Linked DNA regions of Homo sapiens: region 1 is linked to region 2. Evidence: chromatin loops called from intact Hi-C (ENCODE). Cell type or tissue: gastrocnemius medialis. All regions are shown on one strand. Links, peaks and the distances in the headings refer to the core of each region. The heading gives the core; the rest is flanking DNA. Region 1 has its middle 71 kb from the start of IL1R1. Region 2 overlaps IL1R1 (interleukin 1 receptor type 1).

Evidence for each region. Hi-C counts contacts between places; a loop is a spot of excess contacts. Peaks named below come from ENCODE experiments on the same cell type or tissue, not always from the same donor. Only the 100,000 strongest peaks of a DNase experiment are listed, where the experiment ranks them.
Region 1: a loop joins it to region 2, with 3 times the contacts of the local background. A loop is called at or near these places in 5 of 110 quality-filtered maps.

What each region holds. Positions count from the first base shown.
Region 1 is chr2:102,066,487-102,077,198 of GRCh38, reverse strand. It overlaps a transcript of IL1R1 not described here. Among named protein-coding and RNA genes, the nearest start is that of IL1R1, 71 kb to the left of the region's middle. In gastrocnemius medialis, for the core only: a CTCF peak has its summit at 6,938; a DNase peak (open chromatin) is centred at 6,898; H3K4me3 peaks cover 2,186 bases; H3K27ac peaks cover 6,204 bases.
Region 2 is chr2:102,162,153-102,170,152 of GRCh38, reverse strand. IL1R1 (interleukin 1 receptor type 1) reads right to left here. Exons shown (of 12, transcript NM_000877.4): 4 at 5,145-5,379; 5 at 4,849-5,038; 6 at 3,872-4,040; 7 at 1,490-1,555. Among named protein-coding and RNA genes, the nearest start is that of IL1R1-AS1, 16 kb to the left of the region's middle. In gastrocnemius medialis, for the core only: CTCF peaks have their summits at 3,360 and 3,559; no DNase peak of the experiment used is centred there; H3K27ac peaks cover 704 bases.

The DNA of each region.
Region 1 (10,712 bases), core at 2,713-10,712, 96 kb after region 2:
CTCAGGAGGCTGAGATGTGAGAATTGCTTGAATCCAGGAGGTGGAGGTTGCAGTGAGCTGAAATTGCACCACTATACTCCAGCCTGGGCAACAGAGCAAGACTCTCTCTCAAAAAAAATAAAATAAAAAGAAAGAAAGAAAAACAAAAATTAGTAAATTTCAAGACATGGCAATAGAAACTACCCAAAATTAAGCGGTGAGAAAAGAAGATTGAAAAAATGAGCAGAGCATTAATGAATTGTAGAACAATGTAAAATATCCAAATATATGTGTAATGGAAGTCCCTCAAGGGGGGATTATGAGAGAGGAATTAATAGAAAAAAAATTTGAATAAATAATGGCTACAAACCCCCCAAATACAGTAACTGTAAACCCACAGATCCAAGAAGGGCAACAAGCCCTAATACAAAAAATATGAAGACAACTACACTAAGGTACATCATAATCAAATGCTTACAATACCTGCTAAAGAGAAAATCTTAAAAGCTGCCAAAGAAGAGCAAAAAAAAGAAAAAAGAATGACAGCAGATTTCTCATTAGAAACAATGCAAGCCAAAAGACCCTAGATCAATATCTTTAAAGGGCTAAAAGAAATAATTCTAGACCTATAAAAATTTATGCAGCAAAAATGTCTTTCAGAAATGAAGATAAAATGAAGTCATTTTCAGACATCTATAAACTGAAATAATTTGTTACCAGCAGACCTGCACTATAAGAAATGTTGAAGGAAGCCCTCCAGATAAAAAGAAAATTATACCAAATGGAAACATGAGGTGGGTGGATCACGAGGTCAGGAGATTGAGACCATCCTGGCTAACACGGTGAAACCCCGTCTCTACTAAAAATACAAAATATTAACCAGGCATGGTGGCAGGCGCCTGTAGTCCCAGCTACTTGGGAGGCTGAGGCAGGAGAATGGTGTGAACCTGGGAGGCGGAGCTTGCAGTGAGCCGAGATCACACCACTGCATTCCAGCCTAGGCGACAGAGTGAGATTCCATCTCAAAAAAAAAAAAAAAGAATACGAAGCAATAGAAATGGTAACTACATGGGTACATAAGTAAGATATTTTTATTAATTAAAACATTTCAAAACATAACTGAAGCAAAATTAAAAATGTATTGTGGGTCTCATAACATATGTAGAAGGAAAATGTGCAGCAATAATAACACAAAGACCAGGAAGGGAGAAATGAAAGCGTTATAAAGTTCTTATATCATACCTGAAGCAGTACAATATCACTTGAAATTAGTCTGTAATAAGTTTCAGGTGTGCACTGTTGATCCCTCCCTGGCACAGATAAGTTGGGAAGCTCTATGATACACTGCCAATAGATTGATCATCTTAAAGCCAATTGTGCCACCCATTTGCTGCTAGAAATTTAAATGGCTCCTCATAGCCACTCCCAGTGAAATCTTCTGTCTTTAACCTGTATTTTCGTTCTTATCTGCCAAGATATGCTTTACATTCCCTGGGAAGAAATTAACTTCTGTCATCTAGGCTTCCTCGACATTTCTAGGAAGTGCAGTAGGCAATCAGGTATGTGTGGGGTGGGTGTGTACCAAAAACTTGCAAACCAGTTGCATGCAATATATGCAATGGGGTTCTGAGATCAAGAACTCAAAATATGTGTATTTGTATGAAGAATTCTAAAAGTAGAAATCTAATCTCCTTGGAAAGAGGTGAATTTTTTTTTCAAATAACTGGTAATCACCTCTTTAACATTTAAATTTTATTTCTCTTTTAACTGTGTTCTTTTAGCATGTGTTATAATTTTGTGCATCACCATAGCTCCCCGCCAGCTCACAAGCTCCTAATGGCAGGATCCCCAGATTTCCTCAGTGCCCACTATGTCTACACAGAGCCAGTGTCACAACATGCTCATCATACATATGTGTTGAATGGAAACATTTTCCTGTGCAAACTGATTAACAGAGAAACTTAGTAAAGAAGTGTTGGTCTGGATTGGATGAGATCAGAGAGTTGAAGGTACAGTGTCTGGGAGGGTGTTTAGAAGCCATCTATTCAAACTCCCACTACCAATAACTTGTTTTACTTGCCAATCCCATGGATGTCACATAACTGATTAAAGTTAACACAAGGTAATCCAGGTGTCACCACTGACTTTGCCAAGGTCCAACTCAAAAAACAAGAGAAAAATGTATAAAGAATACGCATAACACACGTTTATATGTAAACACACATATATATACATATAGAATGAAAATATATATTCAATGAGTTAGATAATTAATGAGTTAAATATATATATATTTAATAAAATGTCATTGTTTTTCTGATAATAAAAATGATGCACTGAAAAACTTCATGAAATGCAGAAATGTTTAGTAAAGAAGAAAATAAAAATCACCAAATCCTCCATCTGGAGCAGACCATGTTTTAAATGACAGCAAAATCCCTTCCTGTATTGTTTTACTTTTCTAAAAGCCATTGTGAAAATTCCTTCTACCTCTTCACTTAGCAGAAGGTCAATGAGAAAATGGGTGCTCCTGACTGGACAATGTGGTGGATTTAAACGGCCTGCAAATTCTTTGTCACTTTCGCCTTTGAAAGAGGAAGTTTGTTTTCCTCCCAGCTTGAATTTGGTGCTTCTGCTTTACCCATAGAGGGCAGAGGAAGGGATGTTAGGCTAGCTCTGGGGCAGCATCTCACAAAGGTTGAACAGCTTCCATGTCTGCACTTTTAGGAGCCCCAAACTACCATGTAAGGAATAGGCCACCCGGCTGGAGAGAATGCAGAAAGACCATATGGAGAGGCCCAGAGATGACATGGGCAGATAGGCCCAGTCATCACAGCTTGCCATCTGAGCCCAGCCTCCCCACTGTCTCACCAAAGCACCAGACGTGTGAAAGCACCATATGGAACCTCACCAGCCCAAAGAAGCATCCACAGGACTGCAGCCCCAGACCACGTCATGTGGAGCAGAACTGCCCACAGAACCACGAGAAAAGAGAAGATGGTTGTTGTTTTCTGGACTGGGGGTAGGGGAAGAGGTAGTTACACAGCAATAGATTACTAAAACAGCTAGCAAAATTCTTAATATTTGAACTTCTTTGAGAGTTACCAAAACTAAACCCAAGGAGTAAATCCTAAATTATATTGCAAACCTAGAGACCACGTGCTGCTCATCACTCACAAGATGAAAAGAACATGGGACTTGAAGTGGCACTACTGGGGCAGAGCTCCTTGGGACTGAGCTACTGAGACGTTCGATTGGAATAAGTCCCTCGACCTGTTTGCTCCTCCATCCTCTCATCATAAAAGAGGGGCATTGTTGACGTCCATTTTAGGGGGTTTTAAGAAAGGGTCAATGAAACTCTATAAAGGGAGATTTTTTTTTAATTGCATAAGGTAGGGTTGCTTTTTGCCTCTTCTCTTCTTTGAGCTTAGAGATTTGTTGACCGTAAATGGTGCTGTCAAATGAGTATGGTATGGTCTCCTACCTTGGAAAGGCAAGAGGAATTCAGACATATGTTTAAGAGTCAATATTTTATCTATTTGGCATCCAAGAAAGAGCCCTGAGTATCTCTCAGGTACTCAGAGGTTTAAGCAATTTCACTGAGATTCTGTGAAAATGCAGAGTAAGGGGTGACTAAGGCAGTGGAAGAGGCACATGGACTTCTGAGAAGCCACCAGTGCTTCCCTGTCAATCATCATCAGTCTCCTCTACACTGGAGGTTGAGGGAAGGGAGGGAAGGAACTCATCACTGAGATTTTTCAGAGGCAAATGATTAAATCTTTGTTCCTATTCCATTTTGCAGGGGCCATGGCCTCTCTTTCCACCCCAGCTTTTCTTCACAGTCAGCACTTTGCCTAGTGGACTTTTTGGTGCCAGATGAGTTTGTTTGTTTATTTGTTCACCTATTATCCATCTCCCCCAGTAGAATTTAGGCTACATGAGAATAAGAACCTTGTCTATGATGTTCACCGTATTGTATCCGTGGTCCCCAGAATGATGCCCTGAACCCTCATGAAATAGCTGTGGAATGAATAAATGCTGACACTTTTTTTCTCACATGCTTTGGCCCCAGACCTACTGCATCCAAAGTGGAGCCTTGGGAATCCGCCTTTTACTGAGTTTTGCGAATAGTTGATCCCCCAGTACATAATGCCTGGATTAAATGAAAACATTTAAGAAAAATGAGGACAGGGAAAAGGCATCATGGTATTCCAGACCCAAAGAGAAAGGGAGTTTCTATACCCACAGCCCCAGGAGCTGTTTACATTTGACTCAGCTCAAGCTCAGAACTGGCCGGGAAGGGCCTTCAGTCAGTGGGCTGTGAACACATCTTCCCAAGACAGGAAGGACTTAGCATGACATTAAACTCGGAAATGGTAAAGGAAAATTTCTCATAGTTTCACCTACAAAAAAGCGAAAACTTTTGCATAGAAAAGACAACTTGGAAAAAAAAACTAAGTTTGGCAAATCAATGAAAACTTAGGGAAAAATATTTGCAACATGTATTACCAATCAAGGTTTAATGTTTATAATAAATAAACAATTCTCACAAATCCAAGAGAGAATACTGCAAAAGACATGAATAAACAGTCCACAGAAGAAAAAAGAAAGAAGCAAAAAGCAATAAGCAAAAAGCAAAAAGCCAATAGACGTGAAAAACATGTTCAAGATTACTAATAACCAAAGAAATGTGAATTAAGATAATAGAAAAATGCCATGTTTTGGTAGAGACTAAACGATTTCTAATATTCCAGTAAGTGAGGTATAAGAAACCAGGTACATCTATTACAAGTGTAAACTATTAAAATCTGTTTTGGAGGATAAAGCGCCAAACTTTTAAAACCTATATTCTATTTGGCTTAGCAATATTATTTCTAGTTTATCCTAAACAGATAATTGCCCAAGTAAACAGTGCTATATGTAAAGTGTACGAATTTTTTTCTTTTTTTTTTTTTTTGGTGACACAGAGTCTTGCTCTGTCACCCAGGCTGGAGTGCAATGGCACAATCTCGGCTCACTGCAACCTCCACCTCCCGGGTTCAAGCAGTTCTCCTGCTTCAGCCTCCCTAGTAGCTAGGATTACAGGCACAGGCCACCATGCCCAGCTAATTTTTTTGTATTTTTACTAGAGACGGGGTTTTGCCGTGTCAGCCAGGGTGGTCTCGAACTCCTGACCTCAGCTGATTCCCCCCACTTCGGCCTCCCAAAGTGCTGGGATTACAGGCATAAGCTACCACACCCGGCCAAGTACAATGATTTTACACATTATTTGCAATTTTGAAAAATATGGACCAATTCTAAGGGCCCATTGTGGAGGATGTATAGTCCAGGTGCTTCCTCGGAAGATGGCCCTTGGCAGCCACTGGTCTAGGAGAGGACACCGGCACCATGGGGTTCAACCAGGGTGGATCTCACACCTCCTTCTTGGCACATTAAGGCATGGCATTTCTCCCTCTTCCCTCACAAGAGGTTGTAAAGCCTGGTGCCACTACAAAAACCATTTTGCCACCATAAAGGGAAAGAATCTTCAAACAAAACCAACACACAGAGGAGGGGACATACAGGGAAATGCCAAATATTATGCTAGTAGTATGGAACCCACTCAGAAGCCACTCTTTCTTTGAACTTCAGTTACATGAGATGGTAAATTTATGTAAGCCAGTTTGGGCCACTTTCTGATACTTTCAGCCAAAAGCCACATGATAAAGCCATCACCAGGGAACTGAATAAATACATTATGACACAATCTTACAATAAAATGCCATGCAAGTGATTTATTCAAGAATAAAATACCATGCAATGGATTTTTCAAGAAAGTATGCCCTATATACAGTGCCACAAATAGATGTCCATTAGAAGTCGTTAAGAGAGAAAAGTGTTAAGGAATGATATGTGTGATATCACCCTATTTAGTTAAAAAGGCAAATTGAGCTACAGATAGAGATATAAATTTGATATAAATTAGAATCAGAAGGGAAGAGGGAGCTTTTATTTCTTCCTTTACATACTTCTGATTTTTTGAGGTTTTAAATAAGTATCCCTTACTTTATATATATAAGTATACAAATATATTTCAGCTTTGGACCTCTGAAGTACTCTTGGTAGCATCATTTTAAAAATCATGATATAACACATAATGATGCCTAGTCTTCAAATATCTTAGTGTTTTTTTTTACATAAGATCAATTTACATAACCTTATCCTTATTTAACTTTTAATCCTTTTTGACAGTTCCATGTCTATCTTGAAAAAGAATGTGTCTTAATCTCTAGAAGTAAAAATAAATAAGAGCTACCTCTTAGATACACACCTTCCCCAAGCCACCCCAACCCTCAAGCCTGAGATTCCCACCTAGAAAATAAAGACAGCCATGGTATATCTTCATGAGTGTCATGAGGGAGGGGTGAACACAGGTGTTCAAAGTTTCCAGCACAGGGCCTGGGACAAAATGACTCTTCAGTGGTAGTTTTTGTTGCTATTCAATGTCCTCAGAGTAAAGGGGCCCCTTCTGGAAATTTATTTTTGCTTGGAGGTTCGGTGAACCTTACCCTGGCTTTCTATCTCTTCAAACACCCTAGAAGCAGAAAGAATTCCATGGGGCCAACTCTGGGCCTTCCCACTCTGAAAACGACACAGTCACAAACTACAGGCCCAAGGAAGCCAGGGCGGGCCCTTTAAAACCTTACCCTCATTGACTCAAGCAGCTTGAGAAGGAGCCTTGGCAGTCCTCTGGCCACTGTAATCATCTTTCACATTAGTCGAGACAAATGCCTTGGAATTTTCCTTAAACTGGGTGTCACCTCCCATTTTTGATATGAAAAGATACAAGTGAAGAGCTGCCAATGGGTGGAGTCTTGGGCCGGGTCCCCGGATACGTCAGGCTACTTTCATTTTCCAGATATGGGAGAAGAGAAAAGTAGGCCAGGCCAGGGCTGCAGTGTCCCCAAGAGGTCAGCAGCTCCAGGCTCTGAGCCTTGCTTCTGGGCTGCCTTCCAGCCCCACTCCATTCCAGTTTGCAGTAATGAATGTTATACACACACTCATACACACACACACACACACACGCACACACACATACACACACACATGCACACTGATTTTTTTTAGGAGCCGTCAATGAAGTTTTAAGTTGTTGACAATTATTGTTGGTCATCAGGCCAGCAATTCTTCTGAGTGAAGTGTTGAACAAGGCTGGGCCTCAGAGCTACACAGATGTATGGCTTCCTGAAAGCCATACATCTGTGTGTGCCTGGGTAACTTGAGAAATAGTACTATGCATGTGATAAGTGTGCCACAAAGACTTAGAAAGATAGAAAACTCCTCACAGATTTTTCACTTAAGGAGGTAATGTCCTCTTGAAAATGTTATTAAGTACAAATTAAACAAATGTTCAAGGTGCACCTACCTGACACACCAGGGGCGCCTGACAAATATTTCTGGAATGACAGAATGATTCTTTGCTCTGTGGTCTGAAGCAAATGACTTGCCTTGGTTGGGTCCCAGTCTCCTTTCTGTGAATAGAGGTAATCACACCTCCTCCATGGGTGGTGAAGGCTGAGGAAAAACGCTTTGTCCAGGAGGGTTGTGCTGCGAATAGGAGAGCAGGTTTGGGGGAGGTGGCTAACCTTGGCACCCACCTGGGCTCGCAGAAGCCAGTGGGAGGTATGAGATAAACTGCCCAGGGACCTCCTCAGCCACCCTTACATCTTATCTGCCCTGTAGCCACGTCCTCCCCTGCAGTCAGGCTGCTTATCAGGGGCTGACACCAGGCGCAGCCAACTTTGTGCTTTGATTCTTGCCAGGTTTCTTCTGTGGAAGGGGTTTCCAGCCCCCGCACCCCCTTAGCCAAAGTTTGCCCTTTAAAGTCAATCTCCGGTCACACATCTCCAGTAAGCCTTCAAACCTCACTCCAGAGCCGACTCTCTCCTCCATCCTCCCCTATGCCTTCTGCCCCCACACTAAGGCAGCAGGTTGCATTCGCCGGGCACTGCCCTGACAGGAGGGCAAGCACAGGATGGAGTCGAGAAACCAGCATAGTCACCAAGCTGATTTTTCAAAATGTGAATCTTAAAAACCTTGACTTTTAAGTCTGCCACTTGAGAGAGAAGAATTTTGGTTTTATTTTTGCTTTTATTTGTTGGAACTCTAGAACATATCCTTATATATCAAGAGCCTGGAGCATAACGTTATGCCATAAACCAGAGAGTTCCTGTTCAAGGGAAGTACACGTTTGAACCAGCACATAACACAATGAACACTGAGGGAAGATGACTAGGGTTGGGGCAGAAATGGAAGTTAGGGAGTAGGGGGCATGAGAAAACGAGGAAATTGTGTTGATTTCCAGGCTCCAGCCAGAGACTGTAAACCTTGGATTGAAGCCCACTCCACGATGGAGCCTGTGGATGGGCAACAAGGGGGTTGGCAGTGGGTAGGGGAGGGAGGGATACCTGGGAAGATGGGCTTGAGGGAAGTCTCAAGGTTCAAATCACCCCAGCAAGCTACAGAAGGGTTTTGGAAAGTTCCTGGGCTATTCCTACAAAGCACGTGCCCCACGGACCCATGCAGGGCCCATGCAGGACACACAGAAATCAACAGCACAAGGTGCAGTGACCAGGTCCATATCACTAAGCAGCTCCAATTGTGGGCAGCAATGAGAGAAGAGAGGAAAAGAAGAAAGGCAAAGAATCTTGAGCTCTTTCAAACCCTTAAGTAACCATATGTAGGACTGAGAGGACCTGAGTGACCCTGAGATGGTGTATTAGTCTGTTCTCACACTGCTCATAAAGACATACCCAAGACTGGGTAATTTATCAAGGAAAGAGGTTTAATGGACTCACAGTTCCACATGGCTGGGGAGGCCTCACAATCATGGCAGAAGGCAAATGAGGAGCAATGTCACATCTTACATGGCTGCCATGGCTTCAGGCAAGAGAGTGTGTGCAGGGGAACTGCCCTTTATAAAACCATCAAATCTCATGAGGCCTATTCACTACCTTGAGAACAGTATCAGGGAGACTGCCCCCATGATTCAGTTATCTCCACCTGGCCTCACCCCTTCACCCCCTTTTTTTTTTTTTTTCTAAGACAGAGTCTCGCTCTGTCACCCAGGCTGGAGTGCAGTGGGCGATCTCAGCTCACTGCAACCTCCGCCTCCCGGGTTCACGCCATTCTCCTGCCTCAGCCTCCCAAATAGCTGGGACTACAGGTGCCTGCCACCACGCCCAGCTAATTTTTTGTATTTTTAGTAGAGACAGGGTTCCACCGTGTTAGCCAGGATGGTCTCGATCTCCTGACCTCGTGATCTGCCCACCTCGGCCTCCCAAAGTGCTGGGATTACAGGCGTGAGCCACCGTGCCCGGCCTGGCCTCACCCTTGACAAGTGGGAATTATTAAAATTCAAGGTGAGAGTTGGGTGGGGACACATTCAAACCATACCAGCTGGAAAAAACTGAATTTTTCCACCATAAGCAGAAGTAGGGATTCATGAGCTAAGTTAAGATCAATTATAGAGAAAGAAAGTCCCATTTTGGTGTAATTATGACTAAATGTCACACTGCTATCTTCATGCTGGCCCCTTACCTTCCCTGGATGACCAGCCATCCTAGTTTGCCCAAGATAGTCCTGGTTTTAGGATTGAATGTCCTGCAGCCCAAGAGATCCCTCAGGCCTGGGCACACTGGGATGGTCAGTCACCCCACCTTCACCTGGCACCAATGCATCATCTGTCCAGGATGTACTGGAGTTTTTTTGTTTTGGTTTGTTTTGAGATGGAGTCTTGCTGTGTTGCCCAGGCTGGAGTCTAGTGGCACGATCTCGGCTCACTACAACCTCTGCCTTCTGGATTCAAGGAATTCTCCTGCCTCAGCCTCCCGAGTAGTTGGGATTATAGGCGCCGCCGCCAGGCCCAGCTCATTTCTCATATTTTTAGTAGAGACAGGGTTTCACCATGTTGGCCAGGCTGGTCTTGAACCCCTGACCTCAGGTGATCCACCCACCTCAGCCTCTGAAAGTGCTGGGATTACAGGCTTGAGCCACCACACCCGGCTGTCCCTGTTTGATTTTAAGTGGAGTGAGGAAAAGGACCATGTGGCGTTCAGACTGTTCATTCAACCAGCAAAAGTGAATGCAGTTTCCCTGCACTGAATTCTGACGGGTGAGACTGACTCTTAAGCAGATAATTAAAATACACTGTGATAAAGGGGAATGTAAATTAACGCAACAAGCGAGTGCTGCACACCTATCAGAACGGCTAAAATTTAGAAGATGGGCAAGAACAAATGTCGGCAAAGATGCGGAGCAACCAGAGCTCTCTGCGCTGCTGGGGAGAATGTGCAATGCTGCAGCCACTCGGGGGGGAATGCTGGCACTTTCATATAAAACTAAATATATGCCTGTCTTTGACTCAGTAGTTCCATTCCTAGGTGTCTACTCAAGAGAATAAAAATATCTGCCCATGAAACAGCTGTACTGCAGAGTAAGTTTAAAAATAATAGCCCAAAATTAGAAAGTGCCCAAGCTGCAGGAGAACTGGTAAACTAACTGTGGCACAGTCACACAATTGAATAGTGCTCATGATCTACTGGCGCACACAACATGGATGAATCCCAAAACATCATTCTGAGTGCAAGAAACTAGACACACACAAGCACGTACTCTATGCTCCATTTATATGAAGCTCCAGGAAAGACCTTCAAATCTATAATGATAGAAATCAAACCAATAATTTTGTAGGA
Region 2 (8,000 bases), core at 1-8,000:
TGCTTCTGATCCACTGTCAATATAATACATTAAAATAATTATTTCCTAATTTGAAGCTTTTTTTTGTAGATTGAGAGATCAATGCAGCCTAGGCATCAGAGCTCTCAATTACACACTTCTAGGGCAGGCATTTTCAACAGGGGCTGTGGCCAGCAGGGCAAAAACTGGTTCTTGGGGAAGAGGCAAGAAAACCTTAGATATTACATGGTTTGTGGTACTCCAAAGGGCCACAGTATATCAGCAAATATAAAAGATAACTGTGGTACTGAAATTTAAAGACAGGAAAGAGAATTAGGTGGAAGAAGACTTTTTAGACTCTAAAGGGGAACAATTTAAAACAAAAAAAGATGGTTGAGAAACATTGTTCTAGAGCCTATTGGCCCATATTTAATTTTGAGTTTTGACATTTTTGTTTCTGTCTAAGAATGTCTTTCTACCACCTTCCACCATAAATAACAAGTACAGAATTGGCCAAGTACAGAATTCACAGATCACAAGCATATACCTTCTAACCTCTGTATGGTTCTTGACTGCTGTCATGCAGTTACTATTACAGAGGACAATTCCAAGGCCAACCTATTTTGGGTCCTCTGACACAAAGAACCACTTTTTCTCTCTTGATCAGTGGTTTCCAATAGAACTTTCAGTGATGTTGGAAATGTTCTATATTTGTGCTTGTCTGTACAGTAGTCACTTGTCACATGTGGCTATTAAGCCCTTGAAATATGGCTAATGTGACAGAGGAACTAATTTTTAATTTAACTAAATGAATCAATTGACTTAATTTAATTGTACATGTCCATAACTCCATGCGCCTAGTAACTACTGCACTAAACAGTGCAGAGCTAGATGCTTGTGGGGTTCTTTCTTTACTCTTGAATAAAAAATGTTCACTAACTTGGAAAAATACTTTTCTAGAATGACTACCATCTTTGGGGCCTGTAGCCTTACTCTTCCGACTCAAAGCTTGGATCTGGTCATGAGAAATCCAGTCCTGAAATTGTAACACTGCTGATGTCTGTCGTACAATGATCAATTCTTCAGAAGTTCTTTAAGATGTCAAATATAATTTTTGTTTAATTCAGAGATAAGTAACACCTACTGTATTGATTCACTTTTACAGCAAACCCTATTTTTGTCATTAAATATTTTAACTCTGTGAAAAAAAAAAAAAGAAAGAAATCCAATCCTGTACCAGTCAATGGCATTGCTGGTTCCTAGGCCTTTTGACCTTGGTGTCTGGTTGGTGTTTTCATGGTAATAAGTGTTCACAGAAAAGTAGGGCTGGAGATATCAGACATGGCAAGATGTTTGCCATAGAGGCAAGAAATACAAAAAATTAAGATATAATTTGTCTCACTTTCCCTCCATTGATAGATTTATACAGTAAATGGCTTAGATTATATATAGTAAAGATACAATTTATCTTACTCTTATGTTTTAAAAAAAAAAAACCGATTCCAGCATACCCTCACTGAAGCCCACTTACCCAAGTCTACTTCCATTGTCTCATTAGCTGGGCTCACAATCACAGGCCTTGTGGGTTTGTTTTCCTCTGAAAGAAAAACATCCATAAGGTTTGTCAGTCTCTTATAGATCAGAATCTCAAGTGACGACAACACTTAGCAAAACATACTAAATGACTTCTGGCCAGATATTCCATCAAGTGTTCAAAGCACATATGCCAGGAGACAGGAGGCAGAAAGTGAAGGAAGAAAGCTGAGGCAGAGGCCACAGCACACTGTGAATCCCGGGGTAGAGCTAGACCTTCCGAATTCATAGAGTGGGGTGCTACTGAAAAACACACACATCACCAGGACCCTGGGTCCCCAGACAAATGCCTCTCTTAAGTGAAAGCATGTCAGCAAAGGCGAGAGTAGTGGAAAGTCACTTCCTTGAATTGGGTGTTATTGGCCAGAAGGGCTAGTCAATACTAGACCTGCTTGCATTTAATGACTGTGTTAATGACCCAATAGTGAGAACTACAGGGTTATGGAATAATGCTGTAATTTATTAAAATAGGCAAAAAAGTATCAAGAAGCCCCAGAAATTAATCTGACTTATTTATGAAAAGATTGGTTTCAGGGGTTTATCTGTGGCCATGAAGAAACTATGAGAAACTATAAAATTGAGCACTCGGTATTCCCCCAATCAAAAAAAAAGTGAACACCATGAAGGTAGGATATTCTCTGTTTTTTTCCCTAATGTATACCTATTACAGTTCCTGAAACATAGTAAATGCTCAATAAATATTTTTGAATCCTTGAGTGAACAAAAAGTGCTAGGCATCATTGGTGTGGGCCTTGGAAAGAAAACAAAATATTACCTCACTCCGAGTAGAGTATATTGTTTCTACAAATGGGATCAGAAAAGGAAACAGAGAATATCAAAAACACACTTAACCTGGCCGGGCGCGGTGGCTCACACCTGTAATCCCAGCACTTAAGGAGGCAGAGGTGGGCGGATCACGAGGTCAGGAGATCGAGACCATCCTGGCTAACACGGTGAAACCCCATCTCTACTAAAAATACAAAAAAATTAGCCGGGCGTGGTGGCGGGCGCCTGTAGTTCCAGCTACTCGGGAGGCTGAGGCAGAAGAATGGCATGAACCCGGGAGGCAGAGCTTGCAGTGAGCGGAGATCGCACCACTGCACTCCAGCCTGGGTGACAGAGCGAGACTCCATCTCAAAAAAAAAAAAAAAAAAAAAAACACTTAACCTAGCTTAAATAGTCCCCAGTGCCCAGTTCTCTCTCAAGTTCTACTTGCTGGTTAGGTTACTATGTTTCAGGAAAGACAGACCAGAGCTACCCAATGACAGGCTGCTAAAAACTCAAGAACATGGTTTGATACAAAGACCATTGAAAATTGGGATTCACTGATGCCTGTGGGACCATGGCAAGGAATTAACTTTTATTTAATAAAAATATTTTTAGGAAAATAAAGTATTATATAACTGGAAAAGTGAAGCTATTTATAGGGTGATCATATTCTGAGTTTGCTTGGGATAGTCCCAATTTATACCTGTTGTCCCAGCATAACTACTAATAGTCACCCCTATAACCTGCAAAAAAGTTCTGATTGGAATAACTCTTATTTTATTACATAAATCTTACAAAATCTCAATATTTACAAAAAGTTTGAGCATTCTGACTATCCCCTGGCAATTTGTGCATTTTGTTTCATTTTGCTGTGATATAGTTTTCAATATGAAACATGGTTAACGCAGAATTGAAAGACACAAGAAAATTAACAAGAACAATCATCCTACACCTATTAATTGCATAGCTGTTTTGCACCAAGCATTTCTTTGCACCAGGTACACAAGTTTCGTGTACCCCATATCTCTAATCTTCCCAATAACCTTGGGAGATTGCATCATCTTGTTACAGAAGAGGAAACAGGGTTAGAGAGGTTAACACCTAACACAGAATGAACAGGAGGTAGATTCTGGAAATGTGACTTATTCCAAAGCTCATTAGTGTCCACACCGATGCTTGCTGCTAGACACTGACACTCACTGAGATTCCCCAGGTGCAGGCTCTCAGAACATTCCCATATACCAGCCAGAGGGAGCCCCAGAGCTTTCAGTAAGAACCATTTTTAGCCATGCCAAAGAACAACCCTCTTAAATCAGTTGGAAAACACAGCTCATAATGTCTCTATTTAATTAGAACTACATCTGAAGCAGGAATGGAAAAACATTACATAGTATTTAGTAACAAAAAAACAAAACTAAAGCCATGTGACTTTTGTGGTATCATTGAGGTCGTCTTGGATTTGGTTTCTTCATGGATAATGAAAGTAGTATTAGAATCACAGTCTCTGGACCTTCCCAGATCTAAACCTTTTAGGGCTGGAGCTATGACTCACCTAGAGTAATAAATTCTATTACCCGGGTAATAGGATATTGCTTGCCCAAGTATGTGTAGGATGCATGACAAGTATAGTTCCCTCTATGCTTTTCAGCCACATTCATCACGATGAGCCTATCTTTGACTCCACTAAAGTGTATATTGTCAAGAAGTAGAGGTTTGCAATCCTAGATAAAGGGAGAGAGAAGCATTGAAAACCAATAACCAATAACTTTCCCCAATCTACCGCCAAAGGAGCTCCATTTTTTTCACCTTAGCAAATGTTATATTTTTAGAAAGTGACTGGAAAAGTTCCTTACATATAGTAAGTTTTAATACTGGCTTTTTGGAAACAGTTAACTATATTCCTATGACATTAAGTTTTCAAGTCTATGAGACTTGTACTATGAAGTGAAGGCCAATTTATTTTGCAAGAAAAACATGTTTGAAAAAAATGTTAACACTATATAGTTTCTTAACAATACTGCACTTCATTGATATTACGTATTTAGTACGTCTTAAGCTCTACAAGATGATTCCCCATTTAAGTTCCATCAGACTAGGTAGATTAAAGTTACCAAAACATGGGGTGTTCCATGGAAAGCTAGTCAACCCACTTTTCAGACAGTTATGGAAACTAGCAGGTTATTTGAAGACCATATCTTCAATAAAACACACATAGTATGTTTTGTAATAAATAGTTACATCTTCAATACCTTAAGCTTATAATCAGCCTTCTCTTTAAACATCTATTTCTAGTACTTTTCTCAATTACATCTTATTAAATTAAATAAAAACAACAGCAAACAAATTTCTAGTTAAGCTTCAAATTAAGTGAATGCAGTCTTACAATTCTTTTTAGGTTCCCTATCAAGTTTCACCATTAAAGAGAAAACAATATACAAAATAAAAAGGTACTTTGCAGATACATTCTATTGTCCAGGGAACTATTTTATTTTCTGGAAAAGTGAAATGTCATATTTAAAATAAAATTACCTTATACCACTGTAATTTAGGTAACTCATTATTTTCATTTTTAAAAAACTCCATATAAGGGCACACAAGTCCTCCGTCTCCTGCAACGGGTAGTTTCTGCTTAAATATGGCTTGTGCATTATAACATAAGTTAGGCTCATTCTCCACAAATTTTGCACTTATTTTAATTCTGAGGCAGTAAGATGAATTTCTAAAATAAAATAAAATAGGTAAGTTAAGCATTATTAAAAGTATTTCTGTCCTTAACAACTGCAGGAAACTAGAACATGTTTGTAACATACTAATTCCTCTCTTACCTTACCACGCAATAGTAATGTCCTGAATCCTCCACCTTAGCAGGAACAAACCAAAGTTTCTCTTTGTGTTGATGAATCCTGGAGGCTTGTTCTGTAGATACAGGTGTCTTGCTGTCATCTTTATACCAAGTTATAGTGCCTTTGTGTTCATTTGGGTTAAGAGGACAGGGACGAACATCAATTTCATTTGCAGATGACACTAAAATTATTTTTTCTTCACGTTCCTTGCATTTATCTTTAAAAGGAAGAAGGGTGGAAGCAATTTACATAAAAATCTGCCAGTGTGTCTTGATTTAATATCTACGAAGAAACACATTGATTATTAAATACATCAATTCACATTACATATAAAAGCTTTACAGCCTTGTGATAAGATCATTATCTGGGGAGTCTGAGAAGCATATTCAAGTCCAGCTGCATCACTTACTGCCTGTGTGCTGTACCCCTGGCAAGTTATTTAACATCCTTCACCCCCTTTTCACTCATCTAAAAAGTGGGGACAATGTAGGAGGAGAGACATGCCTTTCAGTACAAGATGGAGTAATAGAAACTGGATTTACCTTCCCACATGAACAACTAAAAAATGGACAAAATATATGAAACAACAGTATTCAAGACATTGAACATCAGAAAACAAAGGAGAGAAATCCCAGAAAGACGGAGAAGAAAGGAGGTGTCCAAAATTACAGCTAGGCCATGACATTGCCGAGAAAAAACACAGGCAAAGCCCAGTGAGTTGAGGAGATGGAGCTGAGAACCTGGGTAGAAAAGTTTGCAGGGCAGAGTACCCAAGTACTTAGAGCTGCATAACGACACGCAGAAAGAGTCTTGGGATAACTGAGAGTCTCCCCCAAGTTTTCAGCTGAGTATCAGTCAGTGTAAGCATATAAGAAAATGACCCAAGGCTAGAGGGAGGACTACCAAACGAACTGGAGGGAGTAACACATGGAGCACACCCAATGCTGGAAACAGTTGCTGTTCCCAACAGCCAGGGTGGAAAGCCTCATTAATGATAAGGCATCAGGCAGAGTACCCAGAAGGGTTCTGACTCAGTCATTAGGGAAAATTAGGCCAAGAATAAACTTTTTCCTGATCCTAATTAAGCTTAAAAGCAAGACCCGAAAGGATTAAACCATTTCCAAGTAACAATCATGTGGCAGAACAAAGCTCAAGAACATTCTGGGGAATACGAAAATATCCAGCACCCAACATGGTAAAATCCACAATGTCTAACATCCAAAAAAATAATTAGGCATGCAAAGAAGCAGTAACATACAACCAACGATAAGGAGGAAAAAAATCGATCAGTCAAAACTGACCCAGAAATGACACAGACAATAGGCCTAATAAATTTAAAAATTAAAATAGTTTATTACTATTGTATTCCATTTATTCAAGATGCTACAGGAAAGATCAAACATGATTAGTGAAGACATGAAAGAGATTTTAAAAAACTTTTAGAGATGAAAACAATAATGTTGAGTTACAAAAAACAATGGATGGGATTCACGGCAGATTTGATACTGCAGGAAAAAAAAAGATGAGTGAACTTGAAGACACAGCATTAGAAATTATCCAAAATTAAGCACAGAGACAAAAATAACAGAATAAAATGGGCAGGGAATTATTTTACTTAGGACAACTTCAATACATGTAATATGAATCACTGAAGAAGAAAAATGTGGAAAACAGAAAACATATTTGAAGTTTTTCAAGATGTGACAAAAATGATGTATACATAGGCCCCCATATCACAATGAACCCCAAGCAAAAGAAACATAAAGCAAACTACAAACACATAATAATAAAATTGTTTAAAACCAGTGACAAAGATAAAATCTTCTATGTAGCCCGGGAGAAATGACACAATTATTGCAGAGGACAAAGACAAAAAATGATGCAGCTTTCTTTCCAAAAACAATACAAGCCAGAAGAGAGCAAAACAATATCGTTAAAGTACTGAAAGAAAAAGTCTACCTAGAATTCCATATCCCATGAAAATATATTTAAAATTTAGGAAAAAATACTGACTTTTTCAGATTTGCCAAAGCTGTAAAATGTCATCACCAGTAGACCTGCATTACAAGAAATATTTAATTCCTTCAAAAAGCACAATATTATAAGATGAAAATGAATCTACGCAAAAGAATGAATAGCAACAAAAATGGGTAATTATAAGATCATCTTTCTTATTATTTAAATCTCTTTAAAGAAAACTGAGTGTTTAAATAAAAAATAATAAAATGCTATAAAGTTTAAAACAAATAAAGAAGTAACATATATGGAAATAATAGGGCAAAGTTCAAGAAAGGAGAAATGGGTATATACTCTTAACTTTGTATACTATATGTGAAACTGTATAGTGTTACCTGAAGGCAGACAGAGATAACTTAGAGATGGCTATTTAAGCCCCAGAGCAGTCATTAAAAAAACACATACACAACAAACAGTTATGACTAAAAAGCCAAAAAGCAAAATAAAATGAATCCTAAAAATGCCAATTAATCTAAAAGGCAGCAAAAAAAGAGAAAAAAATAACAGAATTGATGGGACAAATAGAAAAACAAATAGCAAGATCCCAGAATTAAACCCTAATATATGAATAATCACACTAAAATTTCAAATAGTCTAAACACTCTCATTGAAAGGCGGAAATGATCAGATTGGCTAAAGAAAGGCCCAACTATGTGGTGCCTAACATAAACACATACACCTACATACAGACATTTTATAAATAAAGGTAAAAATAGATTAAAAAGAAAAGAAAAATATTTGCCAGGCTAACACTCATGAAAAGAAAGTTTGATTAATTAGCTAGGGTTAACCATTTCACAATGTATACATATACCAAAACAT